Regions from separate parts of the Homo sapiens genome. Here region 2 is linked to region 1. Evidence: chromatin loops called from intact Hi-C (ENCODE). Cell type or tissue: PC-3. All regions are shown on one strand.

What was found. A loop is a pair of places that touch in the nucleus more often than their neighbours do. Peaks named below come from ENCODE experiments on the same cell type or tissue, not always from the same donor. Only the 100,000 strongest peaks of a DNase experiment are listed, where the experiment ranks them.
Region 2: a loop joins it to region 1, with 8 times the contacts of the local background. A loop is called at or near these places in 2 of 110 quality-filtered maps.

Annotation. Positions count from the first base shown.
Region 1 is chr4:23,716,463-23,718,962 of GRCh38, reverse strand. It overlaps LOC105374528 (a long non-coding RNA gene), which reads right to left and starts at 289. Exons shown (of 3, transcript XR_925477.3): 1 at 121-289. In PC-3, a CTCF peak has its summit at 1,198 (motif pointing right); no DNase peak of the experiment used is centred here.
Region 2 is chr4:22,896,174-22,898,673 of GRCh38, reverse strand. No RefSeq gene overlaps it. Among named protein-coding and RNA genes, the nearest start is that of ADGRA3, 380 kb to the right of the region's middle. In PC-3, a CTCF peak has its summit at 986 (motif pointing left); no DNase peak of the experiment used is centred here.

The sequences.
Region 1 (2,500 bases):
CTAAATGGCACGCCTAGACCCCAAATTTGCATCTCTGCTTGGGTTCAAAAGTTGGTCTCTGAACAAGTTTCTCTGTTATTTCCCACTCCTAAGTTAAACCCCTTTGGGAATGCTACTCACCAGGGTACAGCTTAGTTCAGAGAAGCAATCATTGGCTGGGCCCCATCTTCCTCTAATATGGGGTACAGCCAGCTGGTGCTGATGTGATGCAATAAGTTAGGAGAGACAAAGGGATGGAGAAGAAAAGGAGATGATTTCCGATGCAAGAGTACAGAAGCCTTCGAGAGCAGTGGCATGCCCCACCCTGTTCTTTTTCCAAGGAAAGAAACTACTAAAGAACAGCCACAGTCTTTCATCCTCCTTCCACCTCCCCAGGTACACATGAAGAGGGGAAAGAGGGTTAAAAAGAAGCTGAACAGGTTTATCTAAACTACAAGTTTCTCTGTGACTCAATTTCCTTACTCATGTAATGGGAATCAGTTACTTGCCTGGTCTAATTCACTACATTGTTAGCAAGGTTATAATGGCATTTCGAGATCATTTAAGGTTCAGGAACGAAAAGTAAATTCCACCCCGCATACTGCGGAGAGAAGTCTTCTGAAGCAGAACTGAAAGTCCTTGGGAAAGAATGTCAGAATGAGCGCACACTCACTGCGGTGCGGCTAGGTGGTCCATGGGGCTCCCTTAGTTCTTCTGATCTAGCTCAACCCTACCATTTCATTGATGAGGAAATTAAAACCCAGAGAACAAAAATAAACTGTTAAGTCGTGTTGGACTATCCAAGTGAAGTGTTTTTGCAAAGGTAAGGCCACTATACATTTATGCCAGTAATAAAGTTTTTATCAGTTTGCTATTTCTGTCTTTGCTGGGGAGAACATTGATCTAAGTAAACACTTTGGTGACTATATCAATGTAGTTGCAAGTGGCAGAAAGTTAACCCTAGCAAGCTATTGGCTAGAGGGATCATTTACCAACTTTCACAATTAGTACAGAGTTGAACAGTCAGACAAGGGCGGGATCCTGCAGAATCTCACGAACAAACGGAATCAGGGGTTTGAAAGCTATAGACCCTCCCTCCAGGTCTCAAAGCTCCATCTGTCTGCCTTTCAACTGTATTCTTACTATTAATTTTTTCACTGTATGTTCTATTTCTGTGGAGGCATATGGAAAACAGGATTCACATTTTTTGGCTTTGACCACAAGAGGGAGACTGTATCACCCTCTCTGTGCTCTGAAATTTAAAATATCTCAGGAAAGTGCAGGGATTGGTCCAGACTGTGGGAGGGGTGAGGCTCTGTAAAAACATGGCCGTCCCAGTTACTGGTATATGGATAGAGTAGAGAAGGAGCTGGTCCCAGTAAAAGAATTTTCCTGTGCAGAAAACAAATGTGATGAAATTATTTAAAATACACATTTAATCACATAAATACAACTGCAGATCTACCGTATGCCACTGAGTTTTCTCCTATATCATGAATTAAGAGAGATCAATTTGATATTACCACCATCAATCTCAGCTTCCAAGTTGTGTTGAGACTGTTTTTTTTATATATGATAGATCTTCTCAATCCAAGCAAACTACCTCCGCTGGTGTTCAAATGAAGAACAGAGAATATACTGGAGCGAAAGGGGCCTACTATGATGAAAATATTGTGTGGGTTCTGCCTATGATGGCTTTTACTTTTTTCAAGGGTCATTTGACTTGACATGACCATTACCAAAGGCTCCAACTCGAATCCCCAAGCACGATGAGACTACTTTGACCATGCCCACCACAGTGAACTTTACAAAGCTGTTCCAGGGTAGGCACCTTTATCTTCTTTATTATCGTTGGGGTATCACAGACAGCATTGTATTTTTCTCCTTGGCTTGACAAACTGGTAAGTCAACTTGTATGTTTCAGTACTCTTAGTTATTAAACAAACCAACTAACCAAATGCTAAATGGAAAGATTAAAACCCACCCAAGTTTCCCGGGTGCATACAAGAGCAACATTGAGGTGACAAAAACTAAAAAGGCCCAAAGGTTCTCTGAAGACCGTTTTTATCTTCTAGCCAGGTGTTACTGCGATTAGAAACACAAGCCATCATGATTGTTAGAAAAGTATTTTGACCACCTCTAAAGTATAAGACTTTTAAATCAGTAAGTCGTTGTTATGTTCCTGGAGAGAGGAGGCCTTCCAAATAAAATAAAACATCTCAGAAATTAATTATATTTTTCTTCTAGTAAATAACCTTTTTTGCCTACAGATATGGCTGAATGCAAATGAAGGTGGTGTTTTCATATTCATAATGGATTTTAGGTTTAACTGTAATACAGATTTAACTAGGCCAAGGACTACAGAAGGGGGATAATATTTATTGTATATTTTTGCCAGAGATCTTGTTTTATTCACTATCAAAAGTGGAACAATGTACCATAACATTAAAAGAAAGCAAAACATTCCCATTGTGTGAAACTAGACGCTCCTTTCAATAAGGAGATAAAAAACCTAACACTT
Region 2 (2,500 bases), 820 kb after region 1:
CATTTTCAGCTGTTATTGCTTCTCTCAATAACCCTCTAAGGACTAATATTATTTTCAATTTAGAGATGAGAAAACTAAGGTATAGAGAAGTAATGTAACTTATCCAAGGTAAGCCAACTAATTGATAATAGAGCTGGGAGTCAAATGCAAAGATGCCAGCACTAGAGTCCAAGCTCTTCACCACCACCCTCTTGCCCTGTTATGTTCTCCCACCCTCCACCTCCACCAAAAATCAGTTCTATTAAAAGTCTTACATAATTCCCAGTTGAATTTTCTACGTGATTCTCTTCAGTTTCCTCTAGTGGGGCAGAGAGGGAACAAGAAATAGTAAATAAGCCGGGCACAGTGGCTCACGCCTGTAATCCCAGCACTTTGGGAGGTCGAGGCGGGTGGATCACGAGGTCATGAGATTGAGACCATCCTGGCCAACATGGTGAAACCCCGTCACTACTAAAAATACGAAAATTAGCCGGGCGTGGTGGTGGGTGCCTGTAGTCCCAGCTACTGGGGAGGCTGAGGCAGGAGAATCGCTTGAACCCGGGAGGTGGAGATTGCAGTGAGGCGAGATTGTGCCACTGTACTCCAGCCTGGCGACAGAGCGAGACTCCATCTCAAAAAAATAAAATAAAATAAACAAACAACAACAAAAAAGATAGTAAATAAAGAGCCCCCACTCAGCAAAGCTTCTAGCAGTACCCTTTGCAAAGATGTCTTCTCTCAAAGGCATTTATTATCCATTTTTAAACAACTAATGCTACGTTTCTAACATCTGTAATCACCAGTGACCATTCCTCTAATTTTTTGCCCTGTGTTATTTTATTTATTTAATGCTCCAGCACTAACACTGCCTTCCCCTCCGGCTTCCCCACTGTGGTTGGGCGGCTGTCCTTAACTTTCTTCTTTTGGACTTCATTCCATCAGGTAAGCTGTAACCAAAGCTCTGAACCATAAAACTTGGGCAGCCCTCCCCCTAGTGGTGATGCAGAGAATATCATAAAATTTCATAGTTTACAAAAGATTCACCATCAAAACCTACTTATTCCTTTGAAAGTCATTACAGAAAGAAGCAGCAGACGAGTGGGGAATACCAAGTGACAAGGATGGAATAGGTTAGGATGCCCCTTAAAAGCTTAGGCACTTCAGTCACCTGGAGGATAAATAAAAAACAAGATTGAAGAGGGAGGGGGGAAAAAAGCTCAAGTTTACAAGGGAGGTGCTTGTCATACATACAAAGTTCTTAAGTCAAAAGGGAGAAAGTTGTGTTAGGAAGTCGGATGAGAAATAAAGGAAGGCCACTGAGACTGGAATGCAGAGAAGAGAGAATTAGGCCAAGCCAGCACATGCAAGCTCTTCTTGGCAAAGTTTAGGATTGGAGTCTCATGTCTAAAAGCAGTGGGAAGCAAGTAAAGGTCTTTCATCAAGGAAGCTACACGACCAGACTAGAATTTTTTGCAGATTCCTAAAATCATATCTAATCATGCCGAGGTAGCAGTAAGAGTCATTTCCAATCCAGTGATTTTGTTTTCCCCATTATCTTCATTTTATATTGCAGGTCACAGGCAAGACTAAACCAACAGCAGTAGAGACCTGCTGTCTTAGCAGAGACAGAAAAAGAAATTCTTTTACTGGGAAGCAAGGGATATTTCTAACTCAGCATTCCCTGCTGGGTAGCTGTCAGCTCCGTCTGGAAATGGTGAAAGTTACTGATCAGAATAACAAGTAATAATTTCTTGGTAATCTTCCCCTCTGTGAAGGGAAAAACAATAAATGTTTCTCTGTAGTTACAACACACTTGTTTATCCATTTATTTATCCAAATGGCTTGGGAGTCTCAGAGGAGCCTGACATTTGATGGTGCCAAAGCTCTATCCATCCTTAGCCCTTTCTCCATGAAACCTTCCCAGCTGTGATCTGACTCTTTTTTCTCTGCTCTCCTACAGTAACTGATATCACTGCTTTGAGTCTAACAGTCAAATCTTATTTAAAATGACCAAAAGAGAAACTGTGAGTTCCCCTCCCCACTCAACCTGCTCACATAGGAAGAGCACCAGGTAGAGATGAAGGCAGAAATGGGGCGATGCATCTACAAACCAAGGGGGGCCACGGATTTCCAGCAACCACCAGAACCTAGGAGAGAGGCAGTGTCCTAGTCCACTTGCGCTGCTGTAACAGAATACGAGTCTCAGTAGTTTATGAAGAACAGAAATCTATTTCTCACCATTCTGGAGGCTGGGAAGTCCAAGATCAAGGAACCAGCAGGTTCAATCATCTGGTGAGGGCAGCTCCTCCGGAGGGGAGGAGTGCCATGTGCTCACGTGGCAGAAGTTGTATGGGACTGAATGCTGTGTGAAGCCTCTACCATACAGGACTTAATTGCATTCACAAGAGAGGAGCCCTCAGGGCCTCATCAGCTCATCAGCTCTTAAAAGCCTCACCTCTTAATACTGTCCCGGGTGCGGTGGCTCACACCTGTAATCCCAGCACTTTGGGAGGCTGAGGCG